Linked DNA regions of Homo sapiens: region 1 is linked to region 2. Evidence: chromatin loops called from intact Hi-C (ENCODE). Cell type or tissue: B cell. All regions are shown on one strand. Links, peaks and the distances in the headings refer to the core of each region. The heading gives the core; the rest is flanking DNA.

Region 1 (4,392 bases), core at 117-4,116, 180 kb after region 2:
AGAAATTTTAAAACACACATGCCCACCCACCCCAAGTGTTCCATACAAAGACATCTCCACGTGGCTTTCTTTCTCAGGAAGTTAGTCAAAACCGTACAGCTGCATGGGGCAAGTGGATAAGAGAGGAAAACAGAAGTTGCAGATGCTGAAATTGTAGCATACGGCATTAACTTTTGGTTTTTTATCTTGTTTTTTGTTTTGCTACCAAGTTACTCATTATATTGAGCATTTTTCAGTACCCTTAAAGTAAAACAATTCAACCCCTTGTGAACTGAAGGTAGGCTGTTTTGTGTTCCAGGAAATAAATAAGGCACTGCTCTCCAGTCTATTTCCCTTCACCTAACTGTTATGTCCTGGTAGGGTTTATTCTCTCATCAAATATTTACTGAATGTGCCAGGAACTGGGGTTACATATGAATAAAACTTAGGCCCAGGTCTCAAGGAGTTTACAGTCTAAAAGGGAAGACAGACATAAAAATACACACACACAGGCCCATAATCCATTACCCTAAACCCTAGGGCCAGATATATTTCAGAATTTGGAAGTTTCCAGGTTTTAGAAAGGTACATTCATTGTATTGGCATAACACCAAAACCAGACCCCAGAGCAGCACCCACAGAGTCAAGAATTAAAATTTCTGAAGCAAAATGTAAAGCATGTTCATATGAGGTAGGAAAAAAAGAGACTAAGAACCTATAACCCCAGCACTTTGGGAGGCCGAGGCAGGCGGATCACTTGAGGCCAGGAGTTCGAGACCAGCCTGGCCAACATGGTGAAACCCCATCTCTACTAAAAATACAAAAATCAGCCGGGCATGGTGGTGTGAGCCTGTAGTCCCAGCTACTTGGGAAGCTGAGGCATAAGAATCGCTTGAACATGGGAGGCGTAGGTTGCAGTGAGCGGAAGATTGCACAACTGCACTCCTGACTGGCAAAAGAGCAAGTCTATCTCAAAAAAAAAACAAAAACAGACTAAGCAATAGCTTCATGTTGTTATAGTTCAGGTCACACTGTGCCACCAAATGAGTTCAGGTCATATAAGGTTTTGCCACTAAATTATTTGTGAAAAGGAAAAAAAAACCTGTAGTTTTCAAGAGTATTTGGTATTTCTAAATTGTTAAGAGACTGACCTGTAATACACATGAGGAGGACTGCCTGGCACAAAGGCAGGATAGGCCAGGCGCAGTGGCTCATGCCCATAATCCCAGCACTTTGGGAGGCTGAGGTGGGCAGATCACTTGAGGCCAGGAGTTCAAGACCAGCCTGGGCTACATGGCAGGTATCCATCTCTACAAAAAAAAAAATTAAAAAATTACCCAGGTGTGGTGGCATTTGCCTGCAATCCCAGTGCTTTGGGAGGTCGAGGCAGGAAGATCACTCGAGCCCTGGAGGTCGAGGCTGCAGTGAGCTACGATTGTGCCACTGCACTCTAGCCTGGGCGACAGAGTGAGACCTCATCTCAAAAAAAAAGAAAAAGAAAAGGCAGGATTACCCCGAACTTAAAAAGTACCAACTAGGAGTTAGCCAACTAAGAGATAACATTTACTGAGCATTTATTACGTGTATGTACACAACTCTGTGTAGTAACTCTTTATTTAGTTCTCAAAACAACCTCAGAAGGTAGGTACCAGTATCATTCTCATTCCACAGACGAGGAAACTTTACACATGGAGGTTATGGACCTTAGCCAAGTTCACACAACCTAATGGAGCCAGAGATGACTACTTACAGTGTGACCCCGGAAATTCTTTAACTACTCTAAGTCTCCATTCCTTCATCTGTGCAGTGGGGATCTCTACCCCTATGGGATTGTTTTGGGAATTAAATAATACACATTTTTTAATGTCTTGGGAAATTTAAGTCAATTTGGCCCAGCAAGGGAAATATATGAAGAAGCTATAGCCATGAACACTACTCAGGCTAATATCTACAGTGATTAATTGACAGATCTAATAGTACAGTGCTCTAAACAAAAATGGAAAAAGAAATGACCAGAAGGAAGGCCTTTCTTGGCCTTATGCTGCAATTTAACTACTTCTTCCTCTACTGAACTCCTTAAGAAGCATTGGGGCAACTGTTGGTAAAGGCTGTGTTTTATTTTCTGGGAGAGGACTAAAACAATCCATGAGCACTGTTTCATTTGCACCAGGACTCTCCTATTGAGGGGTAGAGGAGAGTGGTTTCAAAGGGGGAGAGAGAATAGAAGAAAACAACCAGTTATTTGAAGGGCTTTCTCAAACTACATCCACATCCTGAAGATTTAAATACTTGCCCCACCTCATTAGCAGCACCTGACTCTGTGGCCCATCCCCCACCCTAAGGCCTTGACTCTTCAAGTGTGTAAGGGCGGAACCAGGGTTGATAACCACTAATTTAACCAAACAGTTTCAATCTGTGGTTCTCAGAGTGTGGGGACCAGCAGCATCAGCATCACGTAGAAACCTGTTAGAAATGCAAATTTATAAATCCCTTCCCAGGACTACAGACTCGGAAACCTTGAGGGTAGAGCCCAGCAATCTGTGTTTTAGCAAGTCTTCACGGTGAGTCTGAAGCTCTCTAGAGTTTGAGATCCACTGGTCTAAGCTCTTATTTACACAAGCAGTTTAACATCGTGTGATTGGAGGAAAGTTCAAGAACGTGTGTTCATGCAGTAATCACTTCCTAAAAATCACTAAACTGGCACTTTTATAATCTTCCTGATCAGATAAAACATCTAAATCCTTACACATAAAGACATCTGTGAAAGGAAAATAAATCTTGGAACCCCAGACTCACTAAGCCTAAAGGAAAAGTCAAGCTGGGTCATGCAAACCTGCCTCCCATTATGGTTCCTAGATAAGATGGCTACAAAGATGAAAAGCTACACACCTCCCTCACACTTGGCCCCTGAAGAAATCCTTGTGGGCCCCGAGATCTCTACCCTAAAGCAGTTCTGTTGAAGGTCACCAAGGCAATGTGAATTGATAGCTTATCTTCACAGGCGTGGGGACATAGGACAGGACTCAAAATCATCCCTCCACTCACCTGAGACAAATGTATATCTCACTGCTTCTTCTGCTGTATTTGTCTATGTTGTCTTATGTAAAAATACAGATTCGCTGATTCAGACAAAGGCATGAATGTTTTCCCCTACCGATTTCTCATATGAAAATTGTGTATTTCCCAATATCCTGCCCTTTCTCCTTTAAATACTGAAGCCCTCAAAATCATCTTCAGAGAAAGGCATAGACCTGCCTCCCAGGCACATATCCTTAACTTTGGCAAATAAACCTCACGAAATAATTGAGACTTGCCTCAGATATTTTCTTTGATTTACACATTAAAAGGAATATAGATTTTAAAACATTATTCTTGTTCTTAATTCATTTTAAAGCAAAATAACTTCCCATATGTGAACTGTGATAAGATTTTGAATTTTTTTCTAAAGAATGGCTTCAGAAAGGGCAAAGAAGTTCCTATATAAATTGCAATTTTCTCAACACTCCCAACTTAAAATATTTGTACACAGAAATCATTAACAATTAATTCCTTGACATATTTCAGGTGTTATCTTCTCTTTCCTTGAGGGAAACAATTCCTCAAACAGAACTATGATTTTTGGGGGGCAGCTATACCTCCTTTGGTCTTACTTTACTCTTGAAGAAATATAAGAATGAAATAAATACCCAGGTCAGGAAGGACAGGCTTAGTTAGGAACCAAGCTGTCTTCTTTTATCTTGAAATATTCATGCTACCTGAAAAAAGAGACACTTGAGACATTTTTTAAAAAATTAAGACTTAAATGAATTAATCTTTGTTAAAGTAGCAAAGTACATGAGAAAATACCAAGAAAATAGTGTTTCATGTATTTTGGGAATTAAAAAGGGACTTAGATTCTGAAATGCCAGCTGACTTTTACATGTTTTATTATTTTTTTCAAGAACTTGTGATTACGTTTTCTGAACAAGGCACAATGTCATCAGTCGATATAGGCACAAATTGACCAAGAAGAAAAACAAGTTATTTCTCCATGTATCATAAATGGATCCATTTGGGGTGAACACGGTTAATAATTAGGGGTTATGACATTGAACAGGATATGTCATCAATGCAGAATCTAAACAGGGATGGTAAATTCCATTACCCAGTAAACTTTCATGCATAAAAATAAAAAATGAATAGGAATTCATGGAATTAAAACCTAATGCAGAGTACATGTGTTAAGTATAGTGTTGATATGTTTCTATTCTTTCGGTGTATTTTTTAAAAATTCCTATATATATAGATAGATAGAGAGAGAGAGAGAGAGAGAGATACAATAGCAGCTTGAAATGAGTAAGTTTAAACTCTTTTCCAGTCAACATTTTGGGAAGGTTTTCAAAAGGATTTTCTTCTGCATTGTTCCTATTATTT
Region 2 (4,392 bases), core at 310-4,309:
TTGCCCTTCTCGTTCCCTCCTCTGGTATCTTCTCTGCTTTCTGGATTGAAGTCCCCCGGCTCTCCTCCTGGTGCCAACAAGTCATGGTTTTTTAGGCTATTGCTGTCTAAAGCTTTCCTGATGGTCTGACTTGGATGTTCTGACATCCCACACCTCTCTGTACTTTCTGCTTCACAGGCATCACTAATGTCCTGTGAGGGACTTTCATTTTTGGGTACGGTGCAGTGATCTGCATCTTCGCTCTCTGGTTCTTCAGGATTGCTTTAAGTGGCACCAGCTATTTTAGCATTATCTTTTGCAACACCTTCATCTAATTCTTCACCACCAGCCCTCGGGCCTGATGATTGAACTGTGACATCCTCAAAATCTAATGTGTCTCTACCAGCTAGTACCTCCTCAGCTGCTGTTTTTACATCATTGCCTTCTTGGTCAAGTTTTCCATCCAACTTCATTTTAGGATTCTCTGGACAATCAACATTTTCACTGCTTTCTGCTGCAATTTTCTGTTTTGGATTTTCAGTCACCTCGTTTTGGGCTTCCACTGCTGACTTTCTGTCAGTAGACTTTACCTGCTCTTCTTCCTTAATTTCACTTAAATCTGTGTTCTGATAAGTTAACTCTTTTTAAACATCTTTAAGGGTTTCTATGGGTACTGGGGATTTTTTCCTCTTCTTTTTCTTTTTCTTGTTCTTTCTCTTCTGCAATGAGTCCAATGCCTCTCCCTGTTGGTCATTCTTTTCTTCATCTGGCTCTTTCATATCTGAGGGTTCACTTTGAGTGTCTACTGTACTTGGACCTGTCGCCTCCTGACCCTTGCTCTCAGTTCCTGCTGGAGAACCAGGAACTTCTGTCTTGATTGGTTTCTCATCCCTTAATCCTTTTTCTTCACCCTCTTCTTCGTTGTGATCCCTACCTGCTTCTGTACTCTGCACTGGAACCTCCTTGGGCTCAGCTGCTTCCTGGTTGGTGAATTCTTTCTCTAAACTATGCCCTATGCTTGTCTCTAACTGTTGGGGGACCTCTACCATACATCTGTCATCATGATAAACTGTGTCATCACTATGCCCTAAAGGACATGAGGCCACTGTGTCTGCCTGCTCTCCAACCTGAGTCACCGCTGCCTCTCCCACATTCTCTGTGTGGCTCCCACCATCTAAGTCACTCCAACAGTTGGATGGCTCAAGGGGAGTTCTGGTCCTGTCATCTGGTGCACCCATGACCTCATTTGACTCAACCTGTGCTGTGTTTTCAGGGAGAGAAGCGCTCTCAAGAATTTGGCTTTGAACCTGTTCCTCATAGGTAGCACCTGCTAAGGTTCCTAGGAATGGGGCAGTGTCTTCAGAGGATTTCTGGTCCTCGGTATTCTCACCAGCAGTGAATACCTCTATGTCCACACAATCCTTCACTGTGTCCTCTGTGTGTTGTTCTTTCTCAGTATTGTGCAAGATTTCTCTTTTCCCCACATTCGCCACGATTTCATTCTTCACCTCCACCTCACTGGCTTTCCTAGGGTCCCATCCCCTGTCGACTTGAGGGCATTTAACTCTTCTTTCGTCATCTTGGTAGGATCTTGGTATCAAACATTACTGAGAGTGTCGGAAGTCTCTCCATTGGTAACTATTTCTGAATTTAGGATTATTCCATGTTTCTCGAGCATTTCCTCTGTTTGCTTCAGGGCCTCCTTGACTTCAGCAAACTGAAACTGCAGTATACTGTGGGCGTGTTTTTCCCTTTCAAATTATTTGTTTTTCTCTTCGTACTGCCGCCTATATTCAGCCAGCTGTTCTTCAATCTCCAGCAACATATCTTTCAGGGTGTCAACTTGGTAAATGAAGTTTGTGTTTTCATTGTCTAACTGAGCATTGGAAAACATAGCCTTCTTACATTTCTCTTCAACTTCTGCTAGAGAGTCCTTGATTTCCCTGATGGACGCCTCGGTGTCGATGGATATAGAGGTGTCTCCGCTGCCTCTCTGAGAGGAAGTCCCACCCAGAAAGGCCAGCGTGGCTGCAGACGGGCCCAGCATGTTACGAGACCCCTTCTCAGTAAAATATTTTTCTGGTCTCTCTTCTACCTCCTTCTGCTGCCGCTCCAGCTCCTTCATGGGGATCTCACGAGCCTCCGCGCGGGCCTCCCGTTTTGCGGCGAGCCGGGCCTCCGCCAGCCTCTGCGCTTCCGCGCTCAAACAGTAGATCTCCCGGCTCTGCGTGGCCGCGGGGCTGGTCAACCTGCTGGGCTCGGCCCGCTCCACCCGGCGGGAAACGCTCGGGGACCGTGCCGGAGCCCCCCCCCGCGGGCCGGGCCAGGGGGCGCGCGCTCTGTCCGCGGAGACGGAGCCACTCGCCGCGAAGTGAACGCTCGCGCTTCCGGGGCCAAGAGCCAGCCCGCCGGGGAGCGGCTCGCGGGACTGGGCTCGGGCGCAGCCGGCAGGGGCGGGGCGTAGGTGGCCGCGGGCTGAGCCTGGCCGGGGGTGGAATGGCGCGGGGGAAGCGGGGCTCGGGCGCCTCCGCCCGCCCCATGGCCCGCCCCGCCCCACACTTGCAATTTTTTTACATTACTATGGTGTGAAAGCAATATGAATTCAGTAGAAACTGTACCTCAAATTTTGAATTTGCATTATTTCCTGGGCTAGCGATATGCAGTACCCTACTCTCTTGAGATGCTGGGCAGTGGCAGCCAGCCATAGTTCCCAGTCTGCCACACAATCATGAGGGTAAATAGCTAATACTCTGAAGTTTTCAACTTACAGTATTTTCCACTTATGATGGATTTGTCAGGATGTAATCCCACTGTAAATGGAGAACTATCTATATGCATGTTTTTACAAAAGATACATCTAAAACACAGATACAAAAAGGGTGAAATTTATAGGCAAAATGTAACAAAAAGCAAACATGAATGTTAAAAATTAAAAAGCTTTATTAGAAATTTAAAAATAAGTGTTTTAACACTGATTAAAGGCTCAATTCACACGGAAAATGTAACAATGCTAATTTGTAGGTACCTGATAGCATTGTTTCACTGATTAAACTACAAGAAGAAATAGACAAAATCCACTATCAGATTATGATGTATTTTTATACACTCCCCCAGTAATTTAGATAGCTTGACCTGAACAAACCAGTAGGGTAATAGATTTAAGTAAAGCAATTAACAAGTTTTATCTAAATGATAAATATAGAATACTCACTTCTACAGAATATATATTATTCTCAAGCATGTATGGAACATTTATGAAACTGTGTCCGGAATTGGTGGGTTCTTGGTCTCACCGACTTCAAGAATGAAGCCGCGGACCTTCGCAGTGAGTGTTATAGCTCTTAAGGCGGCGCCTCTGGAGTTGTTCATTCCTCCCGATGGGTTCGTGGTCTCCCTGGCTTCAGGAGTGAAGCTGCAGACCTTCGCAGTGAGTGTTACAGCTCATAAAGGCAGCGTGGACCCAAAGAACGAGCAGTACCAAGATTTATTGCAAAGAGCAAAGGAACAAATCCTCCACAGCGTGGAAAGGGACCTGAGCAGGTTGCCACTGCTGGCTGGGGCAGCCTACTTTTATTCTCTTATCTGGCCCCACCCACATCCTGCTGATTGGTCCATTTTACAGAGAGCCGATTGGTCCATTTTACAGAGAGCTAATTGGCCCATTTTGACAGGGTGCTGATTGGTGCGTTTACAATCCCTGAGCTAGACACAAAGGTTCTCCACATCCCCACTAGATTAGCTAGATACAGAGTGTGGACACAAACGTTTTCCAAGTCCCCACCAGAGTAGCTAGATACAGTGTCGATTGGTGCATTCACAAACCCTGAGCTAGATACAGGGTGCTGATTGGTGTGTTTATAAACCTTGAGCTAGATACACAGTACCAATTGGTGTATTTACAATCTCTTAGCTAAACATAAACGTTCTCCAAGTCCCCACCAGACTCAGGAGCCCAGCTGGCTTCACCCAGTGGATCCCGCACCGGGGCCACAGGTGGAGCTGCCTGCCAGTCCTGTGCGTGTGCCCGCACTCCTCAGACCTTGAGTGGTGGATGGGACTGGGTGCCGTGGAGCAGGGGGCAGCGCTCATCAGGGAGGCTCGGGCGGCACAGGAGCCCACGGAGGCGGGGGGAGGCTCAGGTATGGCGGGCTGCAGGTCCCAAGCCCTGCCCCGCGGGGAGGCACCTAAGGCCCTGTGAGAAATTGAGCACAGCAGCTGCTGGCCCAGGTGCTAAGCCCCTCACTGTCCGTGGCTTGTAGGCCGGTCGGCCACTCGGAGTGCTGGCCCGCTGAGTCCACGCCCACCTGGAACTCGGACTGGCCCGCAAGCTCCGCGCACAGCCCGGGTTCCCGCCCGCGCCTCTCCCTCCCCACCTCCCTGCAAGCTGAGGGAGCCGGCTCTAGCCTTGGCCAG

The links. Peaks named below come from ENCODE experiments on the same cell type or tissue, not always from the same donor. Only the 100,000 strongest peaks of a DNase experiment are listed, where the experiment ranks them.
Region 1: it touches region 2 in a loop (2.7-fold over the local background); 1 of 110 quality-filtered maps calls a loop at or near these places.

What each region holds. Positions count from the first base shown.
Region 1 is chr3:179,436,611-179,441,002 of GRCh38, forward strand. All of the region lies in intron 1 of GNB4 (G protein subunit beta 4), which reads right to left. Among named protein-coding and RNA genes, the nearest start is that of GNB4, 13 kb to the right of the region's middle. In B cell, for the core only: no CTCF peak of the experiment used is centred there; a DNase peak (open chromatin) is centred at 2,371; H3K4me3 peaks cover 1,316 bases; H3K27ac peaks cover 3,678 bases.
Region 2 is chr3:179,259,047-179,263,438 of GRCh38, forward strand. It overlaps a transcript of KCNMB3 not described here and the pseudogene LRRFIP1P1. Among named protein-coding and RNA genes, the nearest start is that of KCNMB3, 10 kb to the left of the region's middle. RefSeq lists a silencer at 2,139-2,568 and an enhancer at 3,759-4,260. In B cell, for the core only: no CTCF peak of the experiment used is centred there; a DNase peak (open chromatin) is centred at 2,425; H3K4me3 peaks cover 1,323 bases; H3K27ac peaks cover 1,121 bases.